Regions from separate parts of the Homo sapiens genome. Here region 2 is linked to region 1. A link is a loop called in an ENCODE intact Hi-C map of the cell type or tissue named here. Cell type or tissue: K562. All regions are shown on one strand. Each heading gives the region's core, and the rest is flanking DNA. Links, peaks and the distances in the headings are about the cores only.

What was found. Hi-C counts contacts between places; a loop is a spot of excess contacts. Peaks named below come from ENCODE experiments on the same cell type or tissue, not always from the same donor. Only the 100,000 strongest peaks of a DNase experiment are listed, where the experiment ranks them.
Region 2: it touches region 1 in a loop (2.0-fold over the local background); 4 of 110 quality-filtered maps call a loop at or near these places.

What each region holds. Positions count from the first base shown.
Region 1 is chr1:204,760,347-204,768,820 of GRCh38, reverse strand. No RefSeq gene overlaps it. Among named protein-coding and RNA genes, the nearest start is that of NFASC, 64 kb to the left of the region's middle. In K562, for the core only: a CTCF peak has its summit at 4,822 (motif pointing right); a DNase peak (open chromatin) is centred at 4,900; H3K27me3 peaks cover 772 bases.
Region 2 is chr1:204,711,089-204,719,562 of GRCh38, reverse strand. It overlaps LOC105371693 (a long non-coding RNA gene), which reads left to right and starts at 4,513. Exons shown (of 2, transcript XR_922454.3): 1 at 4,513-4,766. It overlaps LOC105371695 (a long non-coding RNA gene), which reads left to right. Exons shown (of 5, transcript XR_922456.3): 4 at 1,989-2,076; 5 at 3,142-3,173. RefSeq lists enhancers at 4,140-4,777, 6,727-7,694, 7,695-8,474. In K562, for the core only: a CTCF peak has its summit at 4,611 (motif pointing left); DNase peaks (open chromatin) are centred at 4,634, 7,182 and 8,072.

The sequences.
Region 1 (8,474 bases), core at 249-8,248:
AGAAAGAAGGAAAGAAAGAAAGAAAGAAAGAAAGAAAGAAAGAAAGAAAGAAAGAGAAAGAAACATAGAAAGGAAAGAAAGAAAGAAAGAAAGGAAAGAAAGGAAGGAAAGAAAGAAAGAAAGAAAGGAAGGAAGGAAGGAAGGAAGGAAGGAAGGAAGAAAGAAAGAAAGAAAGAAAGAAAGAAAGAAAGAAAGAAAGAAAGGAAGGAAGAAAGGAAGAAAGAAAGACCGGCCAGTAGGAGCGGAGTCCATCTGATATAAAGGGCAAAGGAGGCAGTTGTCTGAGTACTTAATGCCAAGGCGGGTAAACTACTTCAGCGGATGCTGGAAGAATTCAGGAGAGGGGTGAACCCCACCCCCTTATCCCCCATCCTCTCTACGCCAGGCTGTGAGCAGTAGTAGTGAGTAAGGTCTTCAAGGAAGCTAATGACCGAATTCTATTCTTACTCAGTGTGTATGACTCCAATCATCACAGCACAAGCAGTTTGATTATGGGAGCTAAATAAATATCAGGGACACAAATATCCTCGGGGGAAGGGTTGAGGGGAGGAGAGAAGCATGGAGAGAGAGGGTACCCTACCCACCGGCTTAAAGCAGGCAGGAAAGAAGAAGAGGCTTTCTTGGCGGGAGATGGAAAGGAAAATGGAAGAAGCTTTTGAATCCTGCTCTGCATAGGAGGGCATGGGAGCTCAGACGCTGTCAAAGCAAGAAGGAGGGTCCACTGACTCTTTATGCTAGAACGCCTTGAGTTGAGCAATTAACATGATGCCTGGACCCCAAGGCAGCTGAAGGCCAGGGGATTCTGGGACTCTGTCCTGGTCCTGGTGATGATGTTGATGTTAATGATGATGGTGATGATAGCAAACACTTTCACAGTGCTTACCGTTTGCCAGGTACTTTTCAAAGCACTTTATATACAATAACTCATTTAATCTTCATAACAACCTTACAAGTTAGATAAACAGAGGTGCAGACTGAGTAAGAAATTTCCCCAAGTTCACACAATCAATAAGTGGTGGGTTTCAAACCTTGGCAGACTGGCTCAATTGCCCATGCTTTTAACCACAGAGCTGTGCTGTGTTTATATATGGAGAAATATATATCAATATGTAATGATAATAATAATAACCACTACAACTGCTATGGAGTGCTTGCTCTATGCCAGACACGGTACTAAGCATTTTAGGTACGTGCATGATCACTCTTAACTGTTGGGACAACTCAATGAGGAAAGTAGCAATATTACTCCAACTTTGAAAATGAGACAAGACAGAATCTTAATGGTTGAACAACTTAGGGAAGGTCACCCAGTTAATAAGTGGCAATACTGGGCACCAACTTTTGTGTCTAGAATACATAAGCCCATCAGGGAAGAAGGGTATGGGAGACCTATTCGTGGGCCAGGGAAAGAGCTTATTTGACCTGTGAAGGGAAGATCCCCCTCTAAATTTAAGCACATACCCATGACCATGTAAGGCTAAATAACCCTTCCCCTGTTACTTTTGGGAGAGAATGAAGACACTGAGGATGACTTCATTTCCCAAAATTATTTTCTTCTGCTAACAACAGTTTTGAGATAAGCAGTACTATAGAGCAGGGATCTGCAAACGGGGCCAAATCCCATTCATACCTGTTTTGTTTGTTTGTTTTTGTGTTTGTTTGTTTGTTTGAGACAATGCCCCACCCTGTCAATCAGGCTGGAGTGCAGTGGTACAATCATGGCTCACTACAACCTCGACCTCCTGGGTTCAAGTAATTCTCCCACCTCAGCCTCCTGAGTAGCTGGGACTACAGTTTCACACAACCACATCTGGCTAATTTTTGCTTTTTTGTTTTGTTTTGTTTTGCTTTGTTTATTTTTGTTTCTTTATTTATTTTTTTTTTGTAATGACAGCATTTCACCATGTTGCTCAGGCTGGTTTCAAACTCCTGAGTTCAAGCCATCCACCTGCCTCAGCCTCCTGAGTAGCTGGAACTACAGGCATGAGCCACTGCGCCGGACCGCATACCTGTTTTTGTAAATAGAGCTTTATTGGAACACAGCCATGCCCATTCATTGATACGTTGTCTGTGGCTGCTTTCATACCATAATGGTAGGGCTGAGTAGTTGCAATGGAGACCATGTTCCACATGCCTATAAGAAAAAGTGTGCTGATCCTGCATAGAGATAAAAAGTGAATGGGTCTGCTCATGGATTGGACGTGAGAAGAGCAGCAAAAGAAGGAATCCAGAGTGACTTGTAGGGTTTGGGGACACTCAACAATTCATCTCTCTTTCACAGAGCCCCCACCTCTGTATGTGTCAAGCATTGTACTGCTACATGCTGAGGATCCAGACATACAGAGCACAGCCTTGTGGGAGAAGCACACACAAACACAGTGACAGATGAAATAAAGCTTGAGTGAGCCTGGAAAGGCGAGCTGAGTACAGCATCCATAAATGATGAAGACAGCACTGAGTCCATTTTTATTTATTATCTGGGATACTGAAGTCAACGTGCTATGGTCTTCCCTCCTCTCCTCCCGAAGATCATAAACAATTGAGTGACCTGATAAGTCATGCCATATTATTAGCAGATGCCATATTGTTCATTCATCAATTTTGAGAGCCCTCTAAGTGCCAGGCACTGGGCTAGGTATTGAAGATAACACAGACATGGTCCCTGCCCTCATGGCACTTTCTTGATTGTAACAGAAAGGCAAGAGAAAGCGAAGAGTGGAGAAAAGGGACAAAGTTTGAGAAAGATGAGACAGTGCATGTCAGATGGCTTCTCTTGTTCCAGGAGAGTAAGCAGTGAAGGAACAGAGGTGAGAAGCTTGGAGTGAGAAGAAAAGGTATCAAATAGTCATCTCCTACAGTGCTAAACTTTTCCCCAGAAAACAAACATAATGCAATTACCAGGCAGTATTGGATGCCAATCTGAGGGCTGTGGTCAAGAATTTACAGTAAAAGCAGGTTCCCTGGTAAAGTTTTCTTCCAACCTCATTGCACTACTCAGTTGTAGGCACCAAGATGGCCATGCAGGTCCAGAGGGATGCAGCCTCACAGCAGGCAAAGCCATCAGGAGTCCAGAGTGTGAAGTCTATTACCAAGCATAAGCATTTGTTAATTGGAGGAAGGTCGTGGGTCATGATATTGGAAATATTGATTAAGTCCAGGTCTGCTGAGTAAAAAACCCTGTTTCCTTGCGGAAATCTTAAACTCTTATCTTTTGCTGACAGGCTCTAATGATTCTAGTGCAGCTAGGACACTTTAGTTCAAAGAGATGATTAGCGTTGTCAGTTAGGGCTGGATGCATTGATTTTCTAATTAGACTTTGGGGTTGCCGTGGCCTCTTCCCTCGTTAGGCTCTGTAAGCACAGGCTGCCATCTACATATGCAAAAAATATTGCCTACCTTAAACATTGCCTTGAAAATTATAAATGGGCATTTGCTAATTTCTTGATGTCAGACCGTGACCTTTTTGTTAGTATAGATGCACTTTCCTTCCCCTCATCTTTCTTTCATAAACTGTACCCATAATACATCAGCTGAGATTCATTTTTATTCTACCCAGCAACTTGAAAACGCTTGTGTAGGGAGGGATAGCATTAGGAGATACACCTAATGTAAATGACGAGTTAATGGGTGCAGCACACCAACATGGCACATGTATACATATGTAACAAACCTGCACGTTGTGCACATGTACCCTAGAACTTAAAGTATTATATATATATAAAAGAAAGAAAACACTTGTGTAGCAACCTGAATGCAGAGTCCTTGGGATTTTTATAATTCCCCTCCCCCACTGCTACTCCCACTAATCTTTTACAGACAATTCAACCACACCTCAATAGAAAACGTTTTACTCTTTTTTTTTAAAGATAAATTGCCTGTAGAGGCTCTTTCCAAAGTATTCAGACTAATTTTATAGACCCAATTCTTGTCAGTAATTATTTAATTGTATATTTTTAAATAACTAAAAGAGTATAACTGGATTGCCTGTGATATAAAGGATAAATGCTTGAGGGGATGGATACCCAATTTTATGTGATGCGATTATTCCACATTGCATGCCTGTATCGAAACATCTCACGTACCCCATAAATATATACACCTACTATGTAGCCACAAAAATTAAAATAAAAAAATTTTAAAGAAACAATTCTTTTTACTTGTATTTCATCAAGTTATATAGTATTTAATTAAAAATATGTGATTACAAAAGAGTACAACTGGCACAAACAGAGATCAGACTAAACGCAGCTGGCTCCTGGAACCACAGGCAATGTGAGAGGTGTGAGAAGGCACACCGCCAGCCCCCATGGGCATCAGCTATGTGACTTCTCAGAGGGGCTGCAGAACTGGGTGGGGTAAGGGACCTTCTGCTAAACTCCCTCGGAGCAGGAGAGCCTGAGCTGTGTCAGACAGAGGCCACACTGCCAGTTGACTCTACGGTGGGATTTGAGCAGCACATAGGACTCCTGCCCCAATGCCACCCACACTCATGCCTAAATGTCAACATAATGGGGTCCTTTCTTTAGGCTTGAAATTGCCTCTTTTTCGTGGTCATCTGTCAGATTACAGGTCAGCCTTGGGTCGGTGAGGGACTCATTAAGTCTCCAGCGTATAGGAAAAGTTGATCCTATTAGCTCCTTTCTCATGGAGAATGCTGGCAGTGCGAGATGTCTAGAAACACAGGCTTTTCTAAATTACTGGGTTTTGTCCAGGTGCGCCCGTTTAGAGGCTGGTTTAGGTGTGAAGCTGCCCAAGCTGCCCTGCTGCAGGCTGAGCCGGCTTCCTAGTTTTGGAGCCTAGTGCTCTGCGCCCACCGCTGGAGGGCGCCAGGCCCAGGAAGAAGGACTTCCTGCCGCCCTGGCAGCCACTGCTCAGCGGGAGGGGCGAGAGCGGAGAGCGTGGGCAGTGGCATTTAGGTGGATGAGTAAGAGCTAACCCAGCCCCCGTTGTTCTTGACCTTGGCTGCAGCTGCTGCCAGAACTGGAGACCAAGCTGACCGTGCTATGCATGACCCAGCACCCTAGCATTAATTAAGGGGGTTGGTGACATTGGAACTCAGGGTAAACAGAGGGAGGCAGATTTCTAGCTCTGGTTTCCAGGATTCTGAAAATGAGAATCTGCTGAGAGAGTGGGGGCAGTGGGCCTGGGCGTTGCTTCTTCCTGCACAGGAACATCAGCCCTCTGGCTTCTGCATCTTGGAGAACTCCAGCTTTTGGGGAGGAAATTGAGATGTCCAGGTTCCATGGAGCCATGGAGGGAGTAGAACAGATGTAATTCTAGGAGCCAGGACATTTGGAAGGTGGGAGCATCTAGGGATTAAGAACATTAGCTTTGTAGTCAGTCAGTCTGCCTTAGAATCACAGCCTTACACATTAGTGCCTGAATAACCTTGGGCTACTTATACCTGTTATACATTGCCTCAGTTTCCTCATCAGTAAAATGGGGGATTCCATACCTACCATAGTGGGTGGTTAGGAGAATAAAATGACATAAAAGCACTCAGCACACTGTGGGCATATTGGAAGTTTCCCACAAATGCTAGCTTCTCAGAGCATCAGGAGAGAGATACTGTGGTTTGGAGAGATGGGGTATAGAGGTCAGTGGTTAGACTGCCTGACTCAGGACCCTCCCCACCACTGCCTGTGCCTCAATAAAGGACTAGAAGTCAAATTGCTTAACCTCTCCAGGCTTTAGTTTCCCTTTCCATACCAGAAGAAGCCACCTTCTAGTAAGAAAGCAATAGATCTCGACAGCAATACCAATTTGTAATCTGGGGGCTTTGGAGCATTAGCATTAACTAAATAGAGGCCTTACTGAGACAACATCAGAGCCACCTGGCATGTGGAAATTTCTGTATTAGATCACAGGATCCTCCAGTGACAACCCAACCCAACATAATTTTCCACCGTTGTCTTTAAAGTCCTAGAGGCTTGAGGGTGAAGTTTGTAAGTCTCCTTTCTGATTCTACCTCTGGCCTGCTTCATCTCAGGCTTCCCAAGGTCCAATCCCTATATTATGGTTTTTACATTTTTCTGCAAACTTTTAAAATACATTTTTCTTTAAAAGGTGCAGCCTATTCTCCTCCCCTTGAATGTGAGCCAGACTTCTCTCTAAAGAATAGAATGTGGTGGAAGTGAAGCCATGTGACTTCTGAGGCTAGATCATAAAAAGGATAGCCTCTGCCTGAATCTCTTTCTCCTGGGTCTCTCACCCTGGGGGAAGCCAGTGACCATGTCATGAGGACACTCAAGCATCCTCCGAAGAGGTCCATGAGGAGAGGAACTGGGTCTCCTTGCCAACAGCCAGCACCATCACGCCCATTATATAAGTAAGCCACCTTGGAAGTGGCTCCTCCAGCCCCAATCAAGCCTTCAGATGACTGCAGCCCAGCCTACACCTGGAGTGCAATCTCCTGAGACACTACAAGCCTGAACTGCCCTGCCAAGCCTCTCCTAGATTCCTGACCCCCACACACTGTGTTTATTTATTTTTTATTATGTATGTTCCTTATTTTTATCTTAAGCTACTCAATTTGGGGGTAAATAGATATGCGGCAATAGACAATGAATACACTCCATCTCCTTGATGTATCTCCATCTCCCTGAACTTAAATGTAGCTTGGATACCCTGCTTGCATCATCCTGGCTAGTCTGTCTGCTGTCCTGGGTGAAGGCAGCAGGGGATGCCAGGTCAGGAGCAGTGCTCTGAGGACAAAGAATTTCAGCTCCTGGAGAAAAGTTGACCCGACCTTTTATCCTACAAAGGGCTCAGCAGAGAAGCTGCCAGTGTTGTCAGTAAGTGATTGCTACTTCTCAAAGAATGGGGAGGGTCCTAGGACCCTGAGCATAAAAGTAGAGCATCAAATGTAGGCCTGGTTTCCAGAGGGTCTCCAACTGGATGACCACTCTGCCATCAACCACAGCTAGGATGAATGCGGGCATACCTGGCCCATTCCACCCCCATGCTTAGCAAACTTGTGCAGAATACAGGTGTTTTCTGTAAACATAACCAGTAAGCTGAGTGCTCAGAGTCCTAACCACATGCATTAACCCCTCTTTTTCCTCTCCTCTAGATGCTGGTGTTCTCCAAGCTTCTGTCTTCATTGGGAGTGAGGGAAGTGCAAGAGAGAATATTCCTGAAAAGTAGCACCTTTCATTTTTTAAAGTAATATATTGCATGTCAATATTAAGACTGATGAAAATCTGTTAAAAGATTTCACAATTGTTGTAAGAGGAAAAAAAAGCAGCAGCAGTACTGTAAGATGTGGGGAGACAGTTTTCAAAGGATGGCACCTTTTTCACATACTTGCCCTTCACCAATCAGAAATTGAATCCCTGCCCCTAGGCAGGCACTCTGTGATGTTAGAACCTGAATACACCTCTTTCCTCATCTCTCTTCTCACTCCTGCCTGTGATACTTAAGGGATCTTCAACTCCCCCATTGCTCCAAATACTACCTGTATTCTGATGACTTGCCAGAAAATAGCTCCAAGCTCAGTTCCCTACTGAGGTTGAGATCCCTCGCATCTCTGATATGGCAGACAAGGCTAGCCACAATTTTGTCTGAGCCTCATCTCCTGCGACCTCACCCTAAACCCCTAAGGTGGAGCCCAACTATTAGAGCTTATCTATTATTTCCTGTGGCAGTGACTGCAAATTGCCAATCAAAATCCATCTCCATTCTTTCTTTCTAAGAGAATCTAGCTAAAAGACCATGATTCCAAGCCTTTGTGAAACAGGAGGCCATGCAATTAAGTTCTGGCAGTGATGTCTAAACAGAAGTGAAATGTGAGACTTCTGAAAAGCTGTTTAAAGGAAACTGACTCAGCTGAAGGGAGGGGCCTTTGTCCTTCTCTCCCTTTCTTATTTCTGCTGCCCAGAACTGGGATGTGTTGGCTGGAGCTCCTGCAGCCATTCTGGACCGTGAGATGACCTTGAGAATGAAAGCCATGTGCTAAGGATGTGGAGCAGAAAAGCGGAATATTAAAATATATATGGCACCATTTTGCACCAGGTTCTGTTCAAAACGCATTTCCTTTATTAAATCATTTAATCCTCAGAGCAGTCCTCAAAGATAGATACTTTTATTATCCTCATTTTACAGATGAGGAAGCAGAGAGGAAAGGTAACTTCCTCAAAATCTCATGGCCTGAGAAAGGACTAAAACTCAGGCCAGTGTGACTCTGGAGTCCGTGCTCTAAGCAGTCATCTTGCATTGCCTGGGTTCCTCATGACTCAGGAACTACCTACCACACCAGCCCCGGGCTGCCTAGCTCTGCACTTCTCTTGTGTATGAAAGAAATAAACCTCTAGCTTACTTAAGTCACTGCTATTTTGAGTTCTCTATTGTTGGCTGCCAAGCCTATGCCTACCTGATACATTCTCCAATTGATTTTCATGCCTCCAGGCACTTGTTCAAACTCTTCCTTCTGCCTGGAATGCCCTTTCCATTGTACACTCCTCTGTTAGCACACA
Region 2 (8,474 bases), core at 285-8,284, 49 kb after region 1:
GGTGAGGTTGTGGAGCAACTGGAATTCTCATTATTACTGGTGGGAATGAAATGGTACAGCCCCTTTGGAAAACAAATTGGCAATTTCTTATAAACACCTACCATATGACTACAATCCCACCTCAAGAAAAAGGGAAACTCATGTTCACATAAAACCCACTACATAAATGTGTATAGCAGCTTTACTCATAATTACCCAAAACTGGTATAATCCAAATATTCTTCAACTGGCAAATAGATAAACAAACTGTGGTGCGTCCAACAGTGCTAGAGTGGAATACTACTCAGCCATAAAAACGAACAACTACTGCTTGACACAACAACATACAGGAATCTTAAATGCGTTTTCCTAAGTGACAGAAGTCAGGCCCAAAAGGTTGAATATTGCATGATTTCTTCTATATGACATTCTGGAAAAGGCATAACTATAGGGACAAAAAATAGATCAGTGGTTGCCAGGGGTTAGTGGTGGGGAGAGAAGCTGACTATAAAGAGTCAGGACAAGGGAATTTTTTAAGTAATTGAATTGTTCTCTATCATGATTGTGGTAGTAAATTCATAACTATGCTTCTCAAGACCTATTGTACCACATACCATAAAAAGTGAATTTTACTGTCTGGAAATGTTTAAAAATTGACCCGAATATTGGGGGAACCCAAAATGGAATACAAACTAAGAAATAAAACTGTAATACAAATAAACCATATAGTTAATATTGAAAGAGATGGAAAAGAAAATAACTAACAGAAGTAACTTTGGAAAACAGTTTCGAGTGTATGCTATAAGACTAAAGATAAGAACTGTATTGAATGTGGCTTTTGTTACACAACAAAAACAAAAAGAACTATACACAAGTACTGTACTGTAGTAAGTAAATTTGCTCCTCACAGAGGTATGGGTTAGCAGTTCTGAAACTACTTTATGTGTGTGCATACTGGGATTGAAAAAACAAGCTAATACAGTCAATTCTCACACACTGCAGTGGCTACATTCTATAAATCACTGTAAAGACTGAATTAGCAAATACTGAAGCATTATTCCAAGGGGAAATATAGAGTTAGGGTCCTGTGAGCCTCTGGTCATACCACTTTCATCAATCAATCAATACATTGCCTTGTTTTGTGTGTGTTTCTGTTTAAAGATACTTTATTCACTATATATTTTTCATTCATTAACATCGAACTCATGGCCAACCAAACGTGCTTTAACTCATGCCTGAATGAAGCTTATCTAACACAGGTATTTTCTTTGTGAGGCTCATAACAGCCTTTTTATGCTCAGGAACATTAGACAGCACTTCAGCACGACGCTTGGGGGCCATTTTAAACAGCAAAATCACCAATAAAAAGCATAAAAATGGGAAAAACGTGACACTAAATAGACTGTGAAAAGGACACTTGTTTAGAATGTGAGAGCTGGAGCAAGAAGGCAGAATGGAGCCTGGTTTTGACCTCAGCTAAGAACAAGCACAGCGGGCTAAAGTTTTTGAAGCTCTGGGCATGTCAACGAATGACTGGCAAAAGACCACAAGTACTGGTTTTGGAGTTATAAATTACAGGTAGTAGGAGAATTTGCAAATACAGAATCCGTGAATAGCAAGGATCAACTTTATGTGGTAGACAACGAGAGCCAGATGAGGGGAATGAGACAGGAACTCAACCGTCTCTCAAGGCCAGTCACAATTGCTGAATGCACCGACTTTCTGGAGTTAAAACTCATTGCATGCAAGCAAGCTGGAAGGTCCCTCAGACACCTAGCGTTCACCACTCCTTTTACAAAGACCACTGAGGCCTAGGGAGGGATACGTGACTTGCCCAGGTCACACATGAAATAGGCCTCTGTCTTCCTTTCCTGTAGTGGCCCTGGGGTGCCTTGGTTCACCTCTTAAGGATCTGAGGTCCTGAAGGCTGGGAATTTTGTAGGGAGGAGTTAACATATTTGAAACCCAGGCCTCAGTTTACCCAAATGAGTCTCTCTCCTATACCACAGATCTGCCTGAAAGAACTTCTAGATAGCGAGTGGAGTGCCAAGGCTCGGTCTTAGACCACCTCTGTTTCTACCAGTACTCACTCCCTAGGTAATCTTATCCATTCTCATTACTTTAAGTACCATCTTTTGTTTGTTTGTTTGTTTGTTTTTTGAGACAGAGTTTTGCTCCTGTTGCCCAGGCTGGAGTGCAGTGGCGCGATCTTGGCTCACTGCAACCTCCACCTTCTGGTTTCAAGACATTCTCCTGCCTCAGCCTCCCGACTTTAAGTACCATCTGTATGCAAATTTACATCTCCAGCCCAGACATCTTCTTCTGGGTCCCAGACTCCAATTTCCAACTGCCTTCTTGGCATTGCCATGTGGATACCCAATAGGCACCTCAAACCTAACATCTCCAAAGCAGAACTTTGATACCCTCCCTCAACCTGCTGCTCCCATCCCCATTCTTTCCCATCTTAGTAAATGGCAGCTGGAATTGCTAAGGCTAAACCTGGAGCATCATTCTTGAATCCTTTCTTTCTCTCATATCATACATACAATTCAGCAGCCAATCCTGTTGGCTTGGAGGACTTCTTACCACCTTCATTGCTACCACCTAGGCCCTCTGACTACTATGTTTGCAAATCTCCTGAACTTTGTTCCCTGTTTCCAGGTTTGCCCCACACAGTCTGCCAAATAGCAATTAGAATTGTCCTTGTAAAATGTCAGGTCATATCACTCCTCTGTTCAAAACCCTCCAATGACCTCAGAGCAAAATCCAAGGACCACAGATGACTCCCAAGGCCCTCATGAGCTCTGATCTCTCCTCCCACCCTAACCTGATTCACCTCACTCCAGCCATAAAACTCTTGGCTGTTCCTGAACACCTGGGCAGTTTCAGCTGGGCCTGTGCTCTTGGGGACCCACTGTCTGGGAAGCTCTTTTACCAGAGAGCAGGTCTGTGGCTCTTCAACACTTCCCCATGGTCCCAGACAAGCAGGAGGACATCTGGGTTAGAAACCTTAACTTGCCAGGTGGAGTCAGGCCTAGACCTCCAGCCTTACATTTTACTGAGATCTGCTCTAATGTCCCTTTATCAGAGAGCCCTGCTAAACTGCACCATCCCCATCACTTGGTATCTCCTTCATCCTGGTTTCTGTCTTTTTTTTTTCAGATGGAGTCTCGCTCTGTCGCCCAGGCTGGAGTGCAGTGGTGCGATCTCGGCTCACTACAAGCTCCGCCTCCTGGGTTCCCACTATTCTCCTGCCTCAGCCTCCCAAGTAGCTGGGACTACAGGTGTCTGCCACCACGCCCAGCTAATTTTTTGTATTTTTAGTAGAGATGGGGTTTCACCGTGTCAGCCAGGATGGTCTCGGTCTCCTGACCTTGTGATCCGCCTGCCTCGGCCTCCCAAAGTGCTGGGATTACGGGCATGAGCCACAGCGCTCAGCCCTAATTTTTGTATTTTTAGTAGAAAAGGGGTTTCACTATGTTGGCCATGCTGGTCTTGAATTCCTGAACTCAGGTGATCCGCCCACCTTGACCTCCCAAAATGCTGGGATTACAGGCATGAGCCACCGCACCTGGTTTCTTAACATTCTTTGCCACCTCCTCTGCTATATCTATTTACTTTGTATCCACCAGATCGAAAGCTCAGGTCTAATTCCCTGTACCTAGAATATTGCCTGTAGTGTAGTAGGCACTTAAGGTTTTGTTGAGTGAGAGAATGAATAAACAAACAGAAGGATTTGCTTTTCAAACCAGAGCCTCCCTGCCTCCTGCTCTGCCTGCTAAGGATCAGGAGGAGACAGCAGCTAAGGAAGGCAGTCCTGAATTTTCCCTAGGGATAGGGAGTAAGTGGGGGGATCCCTGAGAAACGCTGGAAGCACCCACTCTGCTGCCAAGGCTGCGAGGAAAACAGGCCAGAGTATCCTAACAGCCTCCACTCAGAAGGGGCCTGGAAACTTTTAACCAGACAAAATAACAAATGCAGTGGTTTAGGGCTTGGTGGGGCTTCCCACCCGTCCCACCCCTGTCCCACACACCTAGGCCCACATTGAATGCCCTCAGCACCTCCGGCTGCACAGGGGCCTGTTTTCCCTGACTCTGCTGCTGTTCACAGAACCAACTTCCTCCCACCCCACACAGACGCTCCCTTCCCAGAGCTCATTGGGAACCTTCTGATTTGCATCTCCAAAGAAATAAAATAAATTCCACTAAATGCTGTTTGTTTTTCCTTCTGTTTGCCCTGAGGCGGGCCTGTTGTGGCTCCTGGGATCCAGAGTGGGTAATCTAGGCGATTTGTGGTTCAGGGAGCCGGGGACCTTAGAGGCCTTTACAATAAAAAGAGGGGAGACTGCAACTCCCATTTGAAAGGAGATGGGGAGAGAGGCGGAAAAAGGAAAGAGGAACTGACAACAAAACCTGCCTGACACAATTATAGCCACATTTGCATAACAGAGACCGAGAATCACTTAGAAGGAGTGATAATTAGATTCTCTGGTGATTAGGGACAGTTTCCAAACGTGGGGAGAGGAGATGGAAATCCAACCTTGAAGTGGAAAAAGAATGTACGGAATTGAGGCTCACTGTTGGGAGGTGGGAAAGAGGGCTCACAGACTGAGAGCTAATTGGCTCAAGGCCGACACCTCCTGGCAAGCCAACGTTTCCAGCTCAGATCTGCCTGTCTGGACTAGTGGGGGAAAGCACTGAAGACCCACAGATCTACGTCGGGGGCATCCAGGCTCTTTCCCAGGCCAGCTGTGTGACCTTGTACACCTGTAATCTCCCTGAAGCCAGGTAACTCACATTCCAAATAGGGTTTAGAGGGCTGCTTGTTGCTTAAACGAGATACTGCTGGAAGAGGGTGTGGAGGACAAGCACACGGCCAGTGGGCTCATCTGAAAGACACCCTCCCCAACTCCCTTCCCAATGGGCATCTTACAACAACTGTGTTGCTTCTGGTAGTGCTCCATAGTGCGGGGTGGACCCCCTTTATAAGGAGGTAGCCTGTGAATTAGGAAGGCAGTAACCCCAGGGTGGGAAAGAAGCTGCCAGCCTTGTGGCTGGGGCATGTGTGAATATGGAGGCCTAGGAGTGTTAGGAAACGTGGTCTTAGATCAGCTCTTTCTCTCTCTCTCTCTCTTTCTCTCGAGCCCCAGTTCTCACTTTCTCCGCTCAAGAAAGCATGACATCATAGGGGTCACCTTGAATGTAATATTCATGCATATATAAAAACCATTTGCAAATGTGGATCCCTTATTATTAGTAACAGATAATTTGTATCATACCTCCTACTGCCTGGGCTATGAGCTTCTGGATGACAGGGACAAGATTTTTTATTTTTATTGTCATTTTAAATTTCTGGCACTTGGCACATAGTGGGTGATCAGGAAATGTTTAATAAATGTCCAACCATTTTTGACACTTCCTTTTTTCTCCAGTGTAGTGGGATTGGCCAATGGCAGGAGACTCTTTCAAACCAGACATCTTAACTTAGGTCTATATGGCCTTCATGACAGCAAAGAATTAAGGGACTTGTGGGGACTCATAATCCTCCCTACATGACTTCTGGGCAAGGTCAGGATGTTGGAACCAATGCTCTGGGTTTCCAAGAAAAGAGTGAATTGCAAGGGGCTTCTTTAAAGCAGAACAGATTCATGTCATCCTCACCTCTCATCTGGACTCCAACGTTAGAACCTAATTGCTGTGATTAGAGAGGAATGAGTCAACATTTATCCTTCTTTTAAAGGGGTGTGTGTGTGTGTGTGTTTCATTTAAGTTGTGGCTATGGACGTATTCTTGCAAGTCAAGTATTAGCTGAAGCTAAGAGTTTGTGTTCAGCTGGTTTCCATGGTAACCTGTTAGCTTCCATTGCCTTCCTCTCTCCCCTCCTCTGTTACGGGGATACTCCTTTCCTAAAGGCCAAGATTAGTAAAAGAGAGAAACGGACATCATCCGCACCAAGCTCAACTGCTCCCAGACAGCACAGCTGAGGTGTGGCTATAAACCCAGTGTGTCTGTCAGTGTGTGGTGGGGCTCAAGAGCTGGTGGATAACATGCTCCCTGCTCCAAGGTCGCTCCCACCCAGATTCCTGTTCAGCCCCTACCCCACCCTGATGGCCAAGGCTGGTGCTGTAGGCACACCTGTGCCCAGGGACTTAATTATATGCTTGGGATTTTGTTCTTTCCAAGACCAGGTATTAATTTTTAAAATAGAAGGACAGCAAAGAGTTAGCAAGGAGACAGGAGAGGCGAAGAGAGGGAGAACGACAGAGACAGAGAGTCAGAAAAGGAGAACAACAACCTTTAAATTTTTTGCTGTTTTGAGCAAACAACAGTCCCCAGAGATTACAGGTAGAAGCAGAAGTCAGAAAACTAGGACTCAGGCTCAGAATAAATGTAGGCATAGCCTAAACATTTCCCAATTTGCAACTCACTCATTTGATGACACAAGTTATATAAGCCCATAAAACCACCTTTCTGTGGCAATACACATATAAAGGTCCCCACCCTTCACTCTCAATATTTCTATTACACTCAGTTACCTTCTTAGAGCAAGAGGACACATGGAAAGAATCATAGACTCAGGCTCTGTTTAACCTAGACAACTACATGCCAGACACTGCTTGAAGCCCATCACATGTATTCGTTAACTGATTTCATCCCTACAAAAACCTTTTGATGTGGGTGCTATGAAGAACCACCATTTTGCAGAGATGGAAATGGAAGTGCAAAGAGGTTAAGTAAATTGTTCAAAGTCACACAGCAAGCTGGTGGCAGATCCAGGATGCAAAGACTCCAGGGTTTGTGTTTGTAACCTCTACATCAATGTGGCTGAAAGAGAACTCAGCGAGCATCTCATCCAACCATCTCACTTCCTCAGAGGAACCAAAATCCCAGAGTTCGTGACTTACCCAAGGTCATACAGCTTGTGAGCAGCAGATGCCCTGGGCAAGTGCCCAGATAATTAAGCCGCAGCTGCTTCCACCCCTTCTGGAAAAAGTCAACAAGGGCAAAGTCCTTGCCTCCAACCCCATCTGCCTCCCCGTCCCCGGGGTTCACAGCCCTGGCTTCCTGCCGTTTGAGGTGCCCCTTCCCAGATGGCCCATCAGCCTGTCTAAGTCTCACCTCCCTGGGTGAAGGGGAGGGGGCTCTGCCCAGCAGTCCTGCTAAGAGTGACAGCACCGCCCACAACCCTGTCATCTCTGCCTCGCTCGTCCCTGTCAGCCGCCTCCCAGCTCCCAGCTGTCTGTCAGCAGCTGCTCAGGGATATAAATAACCAGCCGTTGGCAGAAGCGCCCTGGCAGAGAGGGGCGGGGGCACGGAGGAGGCAGAGGGGCTGCTGACAGGCAGTGAAGAAACTCGAGGGTCCTCCTTCCGGAGCAGACGTTCCAAGCGGATCCTCAGAGGAGCACGTTGAGACCTGGAGCGGGAAAGGGAGTGAGATTTAGCAGGAAGCAGCTGAGTAGAGGGATGGAGGCCGGTGGGCCAGCCCTAGCACTGTGTCCGAGGCCTTCCACCTATCGGGTGCCACAGACTTAGGCACTGTGTAACCTAGACAGCTACATGCCAGGCACTGCTCAAATCCCATCACATGTAATCCCATCACATTAACTCATTTCATCCCTACAAAAACCCTCGGATGTGGGTGCTGTGAAGAGCCATCGTTTTACAGAGATGGAAACGGAAGCACAGAGAGGTTAAGCAAATTGCCCAAGGTCACAGAGCAAGCTAGTGGCAGAGCCAGGACTCCAGTCCTCCCCTCCATCCCGATTCTTGAGGGAGTATATGGGGGACTGTCCTCCCTATAATGTTTGTGGGGTATAGGGATGTTTGTGGGGTATAGGGATGATAATTCTGTAGGGAGCAGGCGATCCTGGAGAGGAGAGGGTCCCCAAGGCCTGATGTAAGCACAGAGTGGGGGTGGATAGAAGGAAAAGGAGAGTTTGGGCAGAATTGGAAGGACAAGAGAATAATTTAAAATTCAGCTAACATTTATCAAGCCTGTAGCAGATGTTGAGTGCTTCCGCACACATCACCTCATTTCATCATCTCTATAATCCCAGGGTGGGCAGTATCGCTGTTTTACAGATAAGGACGCTGAGGAGTGATAAGGAGAATCAAGAAACAGCAGCGCTGGAAGAGACTTTCGAGATCATTAGGTTCTGTCCCCACATTCTGCTGAGAAGACACAAAGAAGTTAGTGACATGGCCAAAGACACACAGCCTGCGGTGCAGGGCTGGACACGGCTCCACTGCACTCTGCAGCCACCTTGGCCTGCTCCGCCTCTTGGTGTGTGGCTGACAGCTGCTGGATTGATCCGGCCAGTCACCTTAGGAAAGTCACTGAATGCCCCAGAGCGTAGGTAAAGTTAGGAGAGGGGCTAACGGGATCTATGTTATGGCTCAGCAAAGGCTGCCCTTCTAGCAGCTCTTGGAATAGAGTGACGGATCTCACACTGTGGTTTGCATCAGTAACACCTGGAAGGCTATGAAAACGGAGCA